Regions from separate parts of the Homo sapiens genome. Here all the other regions are linked to region 2. The links are chromatin contacts, found by Hi-C or POLR2A ChIA-PET in ENCODE. All regions are on one chromosome and are shown on one strand. The core of a region is the stretch at or near the end of the contact, and the rest is flanking DNA. Distances in the headings are between cores, read along the strand shown.

The links. A loop is a pair of places that touch in the nucleus more often than their neighbours do. ChIA-PET counts read pairs that join two places held with the same protein, here RNA polymerase II (POLR2A). Pooled maps may share reads with other maps.
Region 1: a loop to region 2 is called in a map of endothelial cell of umbilical vein, with 7 times the contacts of the local background. The contact joins two enhancer-like sites. A Hi-C loop is called at or near these places in 7 of 168 maps with a recorded cell type or tissue (CD4-positive, alpha-beta memory T cell, HCT116, HepG2 and 4 more) and 10 of 50 pooled maps. POLR2A ChIA-PET finds 5 or more read pairs at or near these places in 14 of 52 experiments (AG04450, CD4-positive, alpha-beta T cell, GM12878 and 11 more).
Region 3: a loop to region 2 is called in a map of endothelial cell of umbilical vein, with 5 times the contacts of the local background. The contact joins two enhancer-like sites. A Hi-C loop is called at or near these places in 5 of 168 maps with a recorded cell type or tissue (HCT116, K562, PC-3 and 2 more) and 3 of 50 pooled maps. POLR2A ChIA-PET finds 5 or more read pairs at or near these places in 8 of 52 experiments (A549, AG04450, CD4-positive, alpha-beta T cell and 5 more).

The regions. Positions count from the first base shown.
Region 1 is chr17:66,546,572-66,551,270 of GRCh38, reverse strand. All of the region lies in intron 3 of PRKCA (protein kinase C alpha), which reads right to left. Among named protein-coding and RNA genes, the nearest start is that of PRKCA-AS1, 130 kb to the right of the region's middle. RefSeq lists an enhancer at 1-283 and a silencer at 2,252-2,434. Within about 2 kb of position 3,035, at least 8 of the 41 ENCODE cell types and tissues checked have a DNase peak (open chromatin) inside an H3K27ac peak, as active enhancers do; they include HCT116, PC-3 and endothelial cell of umbilical vein, where a contact is called at or near this core.
Region 2 is chr17:66,505,989-66,510,630 of GRCh38, reverse strand. All of the region lies in intron 3 of PRKCA (protein kinase C alpha), which reads right to left. Among named protein-coding and RNA genes, the nearest start is that of PRKCA-AS1, 91 kb to the right of the region's middle. RefSeq lists an enhancer at 3,086-3,380. Within about 2 kb of position 1,635, at least 18 of the 41 ENCODE cell types and tissues checked have a DNase peak (open chromatin) inside an H3K27ac peak, as active enhancers do; they include HCT116, PC-3 and endothelial cell of umbilical vein, where a contact is called at or near this core.
Region 3 is chr17:66,566,416-66,571,081 of GRCh38, reverse strand. The region is part of intron 3 of PRKCA (protein kinase C alpha); the gene reads right to left. Among named protein-coding and RNA genes, the nearest start is that of PRKCA-AS1, 150 kb to the right of the region's middle. Within about 2 kb of position 3,346, at least 5 of the 41 ENCODE cell types and tissues checked have a DNase peak (open chromatin) inside an H3K27ac peak, as active enhancers do; they include PC-3 and endothelial cell of umbilical vein, where a contact is called at or near this core.

The DNA of each region.
Region 1 (4,699 bases), core at 1,786-4,285, 39 kb before region 2:
CAACATGGCAAAACCCTGTCTCTACGGAAAAGTATAAAAAATTAGCCAGGTGTGGCAGTGCATGCCTGTGGTCCCAGCTACTCACAGGGCTAAGGTGGGAGGATCACTTGAGGCCAGGAGATCAAGGCTACAGTGAGTCATGACTGTGCCACTGCACTCCAGCCTGGGTGACAGAGTGAGACCTTGTCTCAAAAAACAACAATTAAAAAAGATGCTGTGAAATAATAAACATCAATTGTTTTAAGCCACTGTGTTTTGGGGTAATTTACTATATACCAACACAAAATTGATGTAAACGCCCATGTAACTCATGTTATATAGGCTTTAAAAGAAAAGAAGCCGTTTAATAAGAGCTATGCTTGGTAACAAAAGACATTTTCATAAAACACACACAGCTCCCCACTCTTACATGCTCAACAGAATACAGCATTGCAAGCTCTTTGCAAGAAAGACGAATGTGTCGCTTCCTTTCCACCCGCATCGCACCATGGAGGAGGCAGTGAATGAACGGACATTTAATGCTGGCAGGAAGCTTTAATCAGGACTGTGCTTTCCTTTGCCCGCACTGGAGAATCTTTCCCATTTCTATTCCCAGAGCCTTATTGATTGATTGATTGATTTTGAGACAGAGTCTCACTCTGTCACCCAGGCTGGAGTGCAGTGGCACGATCTCGGTTCACTGCTACCTCTGCCTCCCGGGTTCAAGCCATTCTCCTGCCTCAGCCTCCCGAGTAGCTGAGACTACAGATGTCCGCCACCACACCCAGCTAATTTTTGTATTTTTAGTAGACATGGTTTCACTATGTTGGCCAGGCTGGTCTTGAGCTCCTGAACTCAGGTGATCTACCTGCCTCGGCCTCCCAAAGTGTTGGGATTACAGACATGGACCACTGCACCCGGACCCAGAGCCTTCTTTAACCTGCCGTGGAACTTTCAATTGTCAAGAGACAAGGGACAGTCTGTGCAGAAACTTGGCACGTTTTCCCCAAGGACCTACACCCAGGAAGACCTCAAAGGGAAGCCTTTGTGAGAGAATGCTGGCTTAGAAGCAGATGAACATCATCTAACTGGTTTTAGTCTTGGGATCTCATTTTCCATCATGGTTACGTCTCTTCACCCGAGAAAAAAGAGTAAAACTCTGCACGTGTCAGAAAAGCAAGTCTGCGTGTGTGTGAGACACTGGGAAGTATATGAAATACAACAGGCCAGGGATTCTCTCAAGTTGTTCTAAATGGAGATGCAAGTACCCAGGGGTCTTAAGAGTCTAAAGAGAAACATGCAGGGAATTTCAGAGGAATTCCTTGACTGGGGGAGGAGGTAGTGGTGTGTGACGAGAGGTGACTCACATTTCCATAAACTTCATTCCTTTTAGATTTCTTAACCCCCTTCACTTCTTGTTTGGGACCAAGGTGAATTCTGTGCCATCACAATTAAGAAACACACCCCACTGACCACTAAAAAGGGGCAAATAAGAACAGCAACATAGGAGGCAATTAAGGATTTCTTGCTTTAAGAAATAAAATTTCTAGAATGGAAAAATCAGTGTCTTTTTTTACTCCTCTCTCTCATCAGCAAGTGGCTTGTGTTCCTACCAAATACTTTAAATAATTTGGGTTAGAACCACCACCAGAGGAGGTCCAAATGGAATTCACACAACTGCTCAATATCAATTTATGTGAAATCTGTGGTTTCTGCCCCCTTTAAAGTGCTGATTAAAAGCAGGTGGCTACGACACAGGCAAATGCACTGTCATTCCCGTCCCGTGGCCTGGAGAGGTACCAACCTCCTCTAAGACTTCAATCTCTTTAGAGAGGCCTGGGCCACAGGTGATTCTTATTATTGCATGGCAGAAGGGAGCAACCTGCTGAGCTACACCAGACCCTGGCTGGTATCCACCCACCCTGTTATCAGTCACAGAAGCAAATTTGCATTTCCTCACTGGAAAGAAGTTGAGAGCCCAGGCTCTGGACGAAGGACTGAGCATGCATCCGAGCTCCACCCACACCCAATTTACAAACTTGAGCACCTTAATCCATCTCTCTAAGCCTCAGTTTCCCCCTCTGTAAAATGAGGCAATAATGGCACCTGCATGGACTTCCTGTGGTTATTGTAAAAAAAAAAAAAAAAAACTGCCATAAACTTGGTAGCTTAAAATTACAGAAAGTGGCCCGGCACGGTGGCTCATGCCTGTAATCCCAGCACTCTGGGAGGTCAAGACAGGCGGGTCACTTGAGCCCAGGAGTTTGAAACCAGCCTGTCAACATGGCAAAACCCCATCTCTACCAAAAAATACAAAAATTAGCTGGGTGTGGTAGTGCACTTGTGGTCCCAGCTACTCAGGAGGCTGAGGCAGGAAGATTGCTTGAGCCCGGGAGGCGGAGGCTGCAGTGACTGAGCTGTGATTGCGCCACTACACTCCAGCCTGGGCAACAGAGAGAGAGCCTGCTTCAAAAAAAAAAAAACTTGCCGAAACGTATTCGGTAGGCGCTAGGAGGGAATCCAGCTCCCACCTCCTCCAGCCGCCCTGCCTTGTCAGCATCACTCCCATCTCAACCTCACCTTTTCGAAAGTCCATGAGATGGCATTTAGGGCCCATGCAGATAGTCCAGGATAGGGTCACCTCAAGACCCTTTTTTTCCAAATAAGGCAATATTTACAGGTTCCAGGGATTGGGATACAGATATGCATGAGAGAGGGCCACCACTCAGGACACCAGATCACCTATCTTAATGGGTTGTTGTAAAGATTAAGTGAGAAATACCTGTGTGGTACACACAGCTTGGTGCCTGGTAGGCAGCTTGCTAAGTCCTCATTTGTTAGAGGACGTGTCCTTTAGGCATGTGTGTTGAACTTTGCTCACAGTAGATCTCTCAAACATTATAAATCATTTTCTGAGGGGAGGGAGGCGGCAGGAGATGACTTTCTGCCCCTCTCCTTCCTGCCAAAAGGAAGGAAGTGTCAAGGAGGGGCGCCCTCATAGGCACCAGCTGACTCAGCCCTGTGAGGTTTGGTGGCCTTCACCATCATCTCAGTAAATTTTTTGGTCTTTATTTTCACAGCTAAGGAGAAGTGTAAGGAGCTGTAGTTTTTGCTTTATAATGTTCTTCCACTGTCGACTTCAAGGAAATCCCCCCGAACAAGAATCAGCGAAAAGCTCCCTCAGGCTCTAGCCCCACAATTACAGCTACAATTCGTATGGTTTCTGTAATCAGAAAACACTACAACCCTTTAAACATTTCCACATTTAAAAAATGACTTGGGATCTGTGTACAGGCCTAAGAAAAAAAGAGTGGAGCAGCATGTTTTGCAAACCTCTAAGCAGCCAGGATATGTCATGAATGTCCTTCCAATGTTTCTGGTCAAAATTATCTAAAAGATGTTTGTATGGTTTTCTCATGGTAAGTGCTTTAATGTGTCAGAATAAAAAGCCGTAAGATGGTTTCTTTGCTTGCAAATAATTATTTGCCCAAGTAAATATTTGAGTTGAACTGGTGGTATCAAGGGTTATTTTCTACTTCAATGAGGAAATCATCCTATTTTTTTAAGGCATCTGGAAAATATGTCCACAGCCTTCTGTCAATATTTGAAGCTGTCAAAATGACTCTTGATTCTCAAGTAACTTTCGATGAAGTTAACAATGAATAGTCAAGGAACTTACCCAGGGTAGGTAGGATTCATCACAACACCTACCAAGGGAACATTTAGTCATTTATAAACAACTCTCAGTAAACAGTAAGGACTAGTGAAACCAGCACTCAACTTACTGATTCATTGATAACTTCATTTAGTGTACATTCATGGAACAGTGATTATCAGTCTGGTGACATCCTAGATGCTAGGAGATGACTCTCACAAGGTTCCTATCCCCTTGGGAGGAAGAGGATAGACAAATTATCCAGTAAAACGTAACAGGACCTGGGATTGGGACTGAGATTGTGTGTCATCCATAGCAGGGCACAGAGGGAGACCACAGCTGACTGCATTGAGTGATTCAAAGAAGGCAAGACTTGTCTTGGTTTTGAAAGGGAAATAACTGTTTGAAAGATAAGTGGAGGGGAGGGTGTTCAAGTTCAGTGTGAGCAAAGTACAGAGATGTAACATACACAGGCATATCTGGAGACATAAACACGATACCTAAGTGAGAAAGGAAGGTAGATAGGTAAGGGCAAGATCGCTAAGGTAAACTGGTGAAACTCCAGACTACTCAAGACAAAAGGCAAGAAATAACAAGGAGCTCACCTTAGTCAGTAGTAGTAGGAATACAGAGGAGGGGACAGATATGGGAGATGCTACAGTAGCTTAAAGCAATAGTATTTTATGCTTGGCAAAATGAGGGGAAATACAAGTAAACTGTTGTAAGGTTCTTACACCATATGTGATGTGGTATAATATTGTTGGAAAGTAGACTGATTGATTAAAGATTTACATTACAAGCCCTAGATCAACCACAAACAAAACAAAACAAAACACGAAGAGGTAAAACTAATGCTGCGGGTCGTATTGTGTTCCCCAAAACAATATCTCGAAGCCTTTACTCCAGGTCTACGTGAATGTGACGTTATTTGGAAATAAGGTCTTTGCAAATGTAATGAAGTAACATGAGGCCAATATTGGATTAGGGTAGCCCCTAAATCCAATGATTGCTATTTTTATAAGGAAAGAAAGATTTGGAAATGGCAGGCACACACAGAGGGAAGAT
Region 2 (4,642 bases), core at 386-2,885:
GTCAGGAATATACCCAGAAAGGCAGTGATCAAATGGGAAAGAAATCAAAGGCTATTGATTCCTTAAGCTGTTAGCTCTCTCCATTTCTCCCTTTTGAATTGCAATTGGTTACAAACCTCTCTACATGATAAGCCATCACTTCAAGGATGATCACCCTAAAATACGCAGGTGACAAAACAAGTTTTGCCTTTCAATAAGCAGTTTTTCCTACCAACATTTAACCAAAAAATGCTCATGAGGTTAAGAGATTCTGGTCACACAGCAGGCACAGTTCAGTGGGCATCTTGCATAATTTCGTTAGGCTTAAACTTCAAGCACTGAAGAGTCCCTCAACACAAAAAACCTTTTCCCCCCGAAAACAAAATTCTCTTTCTAAAGATGGTAACTTGTAATCAGGAAGTGGCTGGTATTGATTCTGAGAGAATCGCAGGAAACATTTCACAGATATTCCACTCCTAGGAGTGTCCAAGGGAGAGAATACAGTCATGGGTTCTTAGTTTCTGTTTCTTGTTGGGCCAGTAAAGCCCCTTCCTCATCCCTCTTTTCTGCTTATCACTAGAGATAGAAACTAAAAAACATGGCTTCAGGTTGCCAAAAGTCTCAAACAAAACAAAACAGAACCACCACGACAACAAAATAAGGTGGGTTGGACAAGCTTGACTCAAGTCTATGAAATTATTTTCATTTTCTTTAGGGAATCAAAGACTTCATTTTTTTTTTCCATTCATTCGCTCTTTCAACAAACATTAATGATCACCTACTATAAGTCAGAGATCATACTAGGCATTGGGGATACAGAGATGAATAAGATTTACAGGAAAGAATTATAACCCAAACAAGTCTGCCTGTGGCAAATGGTTACACTAACGGCCCCAGTGACTCATACCCCCAGGTTCCACACCCTTCTGTGATAGTTAATTTTATGTGCCGACTTGACTGGGCCCCAGGTGCCCAGACATTTGGTCATACGTTATTCTGGGTGTTTACACAATGGTGTTTTTGTATGATACTAACATTTAGATCGGGAGGTTGAGCAAAGCAGACTGTCCTTCCTAGTGCAGGTGGATCTCATCCAATCTGTTGAAGGCCTGAATGGAACAAAAAGACTGCCTCTCCCTCCAAGTAAGAGAGGATTCTTCTTGCCTGAAGGCCTTGAGATTTGGTCACCAGCTTTTTCTTGCTCTTGGACTCAATCTAAAACATCAGCTCTTACTTCAGAGCTGATGTCTTAAGCTTGCCTGCCTTTGAGCTTGGACTGGAACTTACATCATCAGCTCTCCTGGCTCCCAGACCTTCAGAATCAGACTGGTGCTATCCCATTGGCTCTCCTGGGTCTCCAACTTGCCAGCTCACCCTGCAAATCTTGGGACTTGCCGGCCTCCATAATTGCATTGAGTCAACATCTTATATTAAATCTCTTTACACACACACACACACACACACACACACACATACACACACACACACGTTCCTTTTCTCTGGAGAACCCTGATTCATAAACCTTCACAGTGACTCTGGGCTTTGGCCAATGAAACACTGGGAAACACAGCGCCAGGGGAAGCCTATTAAGTGTGTGTACACTGAGGTGTTCCTTCTTGGAAAACTGCCACTCCCTTGTAAAAAACCTGCACTACCCTCCCAAGCTAATGTGGGGCAGACCTTAGGACTCCCTGGCCAGCAGCCACAGCTAACAGCCAGTGAGGCCGCTGTGAGTGACTCTGTACCAACCTTGGAAGATGATAAGCAAGAGAGTGCATAATCACATTAAAAAACAAAAACAACAACAACTGGAGTACCACGGGGTGGCAATATGAAAGACAGTTCATAGAGGAGAAACAGTCCAGAGTCAGTAAGACCAACTCACAGCACACAACAAGGCCTTCACAAAGACAGTGGCTATGGAGATGGAGAGGAAAGAGAGTTGAAAGCAGAACTCGTAGCACTTGGAAACCTATTAGGTGCGTGAAACAAAAAAAAGATGGAGACAACCAAGAAAATCCTGAGACTTCTGGCTTGGGATCCTGTGTGCAGAGGACAGCTGGGTGTTACACCATGATCAATCAGGGTGACATAAGCAATGGCTTGCAGGGTGGAAGAGATGCACGGAGAATAGGCAAGAGTGCTGGAATGCTGAGGACAGTGATGTACGTGGGTGGCATGACATCCCCAACATCAGGAGCAGAGTGCTCTTTCCACACAAAGATGGTCACTGGGAAACCTTCACCCAGTCAGAACCACGGCAACGCCCAACGGCAGTGTTATCTTCGTGGCCATGACATTCTTCTTAAAACCTGACTTTTCCCCTTGGTTTATCATTCTCAAAACAAATATGTTTTGGAATGTGCTAGATTATAAGAATAAATAGAACAGACTGAATTACTAACAAAATAATTAGAATGGACCTTCCCACTGTCCATGTGACTCTTGCTAGTACAAGCCTCTACGTTTGAGGGTGCTGGATCCCAGCTTCTGGTACAACATAATAGAGGCGACTGTGAGGGGGGGTGCTCCCCACTTGCTGTTTTCTCTTAGCCACCATCAGAGGCTGAAACAGTGAGTGGGTTCATTTGATTGTTATGATTGGTTCTGGCTCATGATCCCTTTGTAAATAAATAAAATAACACAGTTATAATGACAGCTAGAATACCCACAGTAAACCAACCTTCTTTTCTTAGATCCTGGGAAATCTACTTCTCTGTCCACAGACCCTTCCTAAATCTCCTGCTGGAAATGTATTAAGCAGCAAAAACAGAAAACAAAGCCAAGGTGAGGAAGGTACCAGCTAACTGAATGGGACTCGGCTTAGAAGTTTAGAAGTTCAGCTTCTAAAAAACATGACTCATCAGAATCCAGGAATAAGCCCCAGCATGAGCCAAAAAGCTCTCTGGGCTGGCTTTCAGCTTAGGGTGTAGACACTTGAAACGGATCTTTCCAGAAACCCAATGTCCTGAAAAGTCCCACTCTGTACCCTCTTCAGAAGGACCTAAACCAAGTCTCCAAACTGCTGCCAGCTCCCACCCGGTCCCATCAGCCCTACATGCTCCTGTCTTTACTAGTTCACGTTGCTAATCTGCCTTGTGAAGGTTTTTACTGTTAATGTCTCAGGATTGTATGATTCCAAATTTCTTTTACCATTTTAAGATTTCTCATAGTCACAATGACCCCAGACTCCACCCACAAAAATGGAACCTTCACTGACAGAAAACTGCCCCTAAGTTAGCTTTGCTGTTCAGTCACGTGGTACTGTGGAAAAAGAACAGGTTTGGAAGTTGAGAGGTCCAGTTCAAAGCTTAGTGCTCCACTTACTACTGCACTCGGGAGAATCACTTAACTACCTCAAGCCTCAATTTGCACATCTGTACAATGGGAACAATAATGCATACCTAGTGCATTTATGTATGTTATCCGCTGAAGTGACTATTTGAATAGTAATATTTATTCATATACATGACTTCCCACTAAGGATAAGTTGTTTGAAGACAAGAACTGTGTTTTTTAACCTTTGCCTCCCATAATACCTCACACACAATAAATGCTCAAGAAACATTTAATGTTTACATACAATGAATAAATGCAAGAAAAACACCAGACACATAAGAGACGCTAAATACATGGTATCACAAAGATGTCACATCCTGTGCCGTGGATCTTCCAACTCTGGGCTTCCGAGAATTTGCACTCCTACAGCAGGCTCTCCAGACACCATTTCCAACAACAGTTCTCAGGGTCAGGTAATTTGGCTGTTTGTACATCACGAAATGTCTAGTATCACTGAGTCACTTGGATCGGTCAGAAAAAATAAACAAGGAATCCATCATACCAATTGTTGATCCCAACCAGTCAAAAGCTATTGCCTCACCCACTACTTCTTAAACTAAATTCCAAATAGTGAAGACTACACTTTGAAACAGTTACTGGGAAAAACAGAAAAGCCCATCAGGTGTGTTCCCCCACACCCCCAGCATCAGCCGTAATAATGATGCTGATGAGACGGCTACTCTTGGGTATTAAGGGAGTTCAGTAAAAGTCTCACGCACAGCTGTAAATATTCAAGTAATTCAAGACCGGATAAATACGACTGGTGATCAAGTTAGGTTATCAGACCTTCACCAACTCATTCTCTTTGGTTCAACGAATACTTTTTGAGTATCTAATTTGTGCCAGGCCCTGTATCAGGCACTCGGCTTTCAAAGAGAAAACACACAGGACCCTCTCACAAAGAATTCACTGTGTAAATATGATCATTAAGTAATATGACCTTTTTTTTTAATTTAAGAAATAGGGTCTCGCTATGTTGCCTAGGCCAGATCCCAAGTAAATAATTTTTTTTTTTTTTAGACGGGGTCTCACCGTGTCGCCCAGACTGCAATGCAGTGGCACGATGTCGGCTCACTGCAACCTCCGCCTCCAGGGTTTGAGCAATTCTCCTGCCTCAGCCTCCCAAGTAACCGGGAGAACAGGCACACACCACCATGCCTGGCTAAATTTTGTAATTTTAGTAGAGATGGAGTTTCACCATGTTGGCCAGGCTGGTCTCAAACCCCTGACCTCAGGTGATCCACCTGCCTTGACCTCCCAAAGTGCTGGGATTATAGGCATGAGCCACAGCGCCTGGCCTCCAAGTAAATAATTTTTAAAAAAC
Region 3 (4,666 bases), core at 2,097-4,596, 59 kb before region 2:
ACGATTAGAACCCCTCTGGAATGTGTGGTTTATGCAAACAGATTTATGACTCTGCAGTTGCAATTTGCAAACAGTGCTCACAGATATTACCTTCCCTTACCTTCACAGCAACCTTAGAGGTGGGTGGATGTGATTTCCATATGTAGATTTAATATTATTTTCAGGAGGAGGTACCCACGGAGGATGGCTGAGTGACATGCTCCAGGTCAGGACTAGAAGCTGTAACTAGAACCCAGGGCTCTTGGCTTTGGGCCCAGAGAACATCCCACCAGATTATGCTGCCAATCTGCTAATGGAAATTTAATTCCCACAATTTGGGTTGAGAAGTTTACAGCTATTTAAATACACAGCTCCAGACGAGCACAGTTATATCAAGACATTACATATAATTTTAATAGGAAAACTGCCAAAACTAGTAAGGCATGGCAGAAAAGCCCGAAAAAGAGCTAAAGCAGAGTCTTTCACACCCTAAGAAAGTGATTTAGCAATATCACGATCTCACTCTACTCACTGGCACCGCCTCCTCCTCTCACCCATGCCTCGCAGGCATCACAGACAGTAGCAACACGCTGCACAATAGCCTGGGTGTTTGAAGGCACTGCTTTTTAAAAATTTTTAAAGAAATTTTAAAGTGTTTTATTTTTTCTGTTGATCTATCATAGCTGTACATACTGAAGGCATTTCTAAAACAAACACGTTTTAATAGGTGTAGCATACATGTTTTACATGCACAAGTCATAATATGCAGCCTGATGGATTCTCACAACATAATCTCGCCTGTGTATCCACAAACCCGTCCATCGTCAGAATGGAACGAGAGCCCCAGAAGTCCCCTTGTGCCTGTTCTAGTCACTCTTCTCCCCAGCAAGATGTGGTTACCTTGACCCCTAGGCACTAGAGATGAGTGTTGCCTCTTTTTGAGTTTTATATACAGAAAACAATTCTGTGCCTGGGTTCTTTCTCTCAGTGTTATGTCTGCAAGACATCACACTTTTGTTGCACATAACAGGTTTTTCATTCAGGGCTGCACAGTACCCCATGATAGGATTATACAAAAAAATCCATTCTACATGTGAGGAACATCTGAGTTGTTTCCAGGTTAAGGCAATTATGAATAATACTTCTGTGAACATTTTGGGCATGACTTTTGGGGTACACATGCATGTTTCTTTTGGGGATCCACCTACGAGAAGAATTGCTGTCTGACAGGAGTGTGTATTCAGCTTTAGTCAATACTGACAGTTTTCTAAAGTGGTTATAGCAATTTGCATACCAGGAGCATGTCCTCACCAACACTTAGTACTGTGGTCTTTTTCATTTTATTCTTTCTTACGACTGCTGGTGACATCCCATTGCAGTTTTAATTTGCATTCCCCTGATGACCCAGGTTGAACACTTTATGTTTATTGTCCATTTTTATATCCTCTTTCATGAAGTTTACAAATCTCCTCCCCATTTTTCTACTGGATTGTCTTTCTTACTGATCTGTAGGAGGAGGTTTTCTTTTTTTTTGAGATGGAGTTTCACTCTTCTTGCTCAGGCTGGAGTGCAGTGGCATGGTCTCAGCTCACTGCAACCTCCACCTCCTGGGTTCAAGCGATTCTCCTGTCTCAGCCTCCCAGGTAGCTGGGATTACAGGTGCCTGCCACCATGCCTGGCTAATTTTTGTATTTTTAGTAGAGACAGAGTTTCACCATGTTGGCCAGGCTGTCTTGAACGCCTGACCTCAGGCGATCCCCGCCTGCCTCGGCCTCCAAAGTGCTGGGATTACAGGTGTGAGCCACCGCACCTGACCTTTTTTTTAAATTCAGGACACAAGCCCTTTAACAGGTATAAGTGTAGCAAATATCTTCCCCCAATACCAGTCTACCTTTCATTCTTTGATGTTTCAATTAACAAAAATGCCTGATTAATCTTTTCCTTTAGGGTTAGTTCTATTTAGATCCTGTTTACAAAATTATTTTGTACCTCAACTTCATAAACATGTTCTCTGTCATTTTCTAGAACATTTATTGTTTTACAATTAGGTCTACTATCTATCTGTAATTGGTTTTTGTGTAGGGTGTTACTTGTGGTTGAGGTTTTTAAAATATAGATATCCTATTGACCAGCCTCATTCATTAAAAAAACCACTGCTTGGCAACTGAAGGCTTAGCTTTAAGACTAAAAAGATGACCCAGAAAAAAGTTTCCAAAGACCCTACGTTTCCAGTCTTTGATTTACCTACATATCCCTGCCTAACTCTTTTAGGAACATGGAAGTGTAAGTCCAAAGATGAAAGGCTTTGTTCTCAATTTCATCACTTCATTGAGTCCCACAAAATTATCCTTTTTCCTGACTGGTAAGCTGTAGAACATGGAACATGAGGAAATGATTTTTAAATCATCTCAAAATTAAATGATTATAATGTCATTTTATGCCACAATGAACTGTTTATGTACTTCTCAAACCCCATTTTTAAAATTTCATTTTAAAAACATCCCTACTTCATTAGCTCCACACCAGCTATACGAATGAGCTGTCCATGGCAACAGCAGTAAGTGCACTGAAGACAGATTTCTGCAGCGCCAGCCTTCCTGGCCTCCAGTACCCTGCTGAGCAACAAGCAGAGGACCCAGCACCCGCACTCAAGCTTCCTAAACCACGAATTACTCCTCACCAGCACCCAAAAGCAGCTCCCAGAACAAGCTGGTGGAAAATGTAGTGGGGAAAACACTAACCTCTACCACAAATAAAGACTCTGCACATCTATTTTTTGGGGGTTTTTTGAGACAGAGTCTTATTCTGTCGTCTAGGCTGGAGTGCAGTGGTGCCATCTCAGCTCACTGCAACCTCTGCCTTTGGGGTTCAAGTGATTCTCATGCTTCAGCCTCCCTAGCAGCTGGGATTACAGGTGTGTGCCACCATGCCCAGCTAATTTTATAATTTTACTAGAGATGGGGTTTCATCGTGTTGGCCAGGCCAGTCTCGAACTACTGACCTCAAGTGATCTGCCTGCCTCAGCCTCCCAAAGTTCTGGGATTACAGGCATGAGTCACCACGCCAGACCTCTGCTGGTCTATTATTTAATGCAGTCCAATGTATTAACATTTTCCTTTACACTTAGTGCTTTTTATAATCCGTTTAAGAATTTTTCCAGGAAACACATAGAAATATTGTACATTATCTCTCTTCCCCATCCACTGGCTCACGAAGATCTTGGTTGTATCACAGTCATGGCATGAATCAGATTTTTGGACTTCTTCCCATCTGATTTTCACTTATAGGAATTTTTCAAATCGTTCTTAAATAAACCTAATAAGGATGTTTTCCCAAACGCAGGTTACCTTGGCATCAAATTTCTCAAGTGTCTGGCTCCGAGGTGGATCTGGAATTTTCAGCCTCTTTGTGATGTTAGCAGGGCTTTTTATTTCCATGAAATCTTGAGGTAACAGAGGGTAGGGAGGAGAGAGCAAACACTGACATCCCAGACTGGGAAAGGGGAGAGATGGTGGAAACTGAGACCAAAACACTAAAAACTGCTGGGTCCATTTTTCTTCCCACTGGGAATTCAGGCAACAGCATCAAGGGCTGGTACAAGGCATAGCCTCGGAGACAGACCTGCCTGTGGCCTGGCAGGATCTCCTGCTTAAGGGCCTTATTGCCCTGCTTCATTAACAGCCACGGCTTAGCAACAATCTGCCAGCAGGGGTCAGTCTCGGTCGCCACACAGAAGCCAGGAGGCTCTCTCCAGCTACAAAGCCACGCTCTGGAATGTTCCAGAAGTTGTTCGGTGCCACTGCACAACACTCAGCTTCTCTTCCTATCTTGTCACCTCGGCACCTGTTTCCTAGTTTTTCAAGATTGCATTTCATACTTAGAGAAATTAATTACCTTATATTCCTGTGGCAGAATTTCATACTGAGCTAAATAATTATACCAAGTTCCCCATATCATGTATAAAACCTCCCTTTCCCTTGATTTTCCTTACGGTAGCAGAAAGGTCGACCTTTTCCATATTTTAAAATTAAGGAAAGGACGCATTCTTACTTGCAGTGGAAAATGTACAAATATTACATAATGTGACAATTGTATTTTCTAATATTCCCATTGAGGGTTTAGTTATCTATGGGATAAATTTCTTTTTTCTCTCTAAATTACAAAACATCCTTTCATTAAGCATCTTGCCCCAAACAGCTCCTCTCAAAGTCCCTGGGAGGCTGGCAAGGGGCTCATGGCCTATACTGCCTAACCCCAAGCTCTCCTTGGACTTACTCGGAGGCTGTGTCCCAAACACCAAACAGTAGGGGCACCTGCACTGAGACCAGGAAAGCAAATCTGATGTCAAAAAGGTGTAGAATGAAGAATCTATTTCTACTTTAAATTTGAGGGTGGCTCTTTTTCAAGACACACTGCTGAATTAACAAACAGTTCTGGTCTAATAAATGATTATATTTCATGCTAGAAGGATATAACTATACTTAGTAGGTTACCTTTTCCTAAAAAATAAAATAAAATTCCCCCATGGATCTAAGTCCCATCAAATACAACATTCAGGAGGGCATAAGTTCTCATTTCCCAAAGTGGGGAAAGCTGTTGCAAAAAAAAAAAAAAAAAAAAAACCAAAAAACAACAACAGTTCTTCACAATGCCTGTCTTCCAACAAGTCTGTCTTACTGGTATTTTA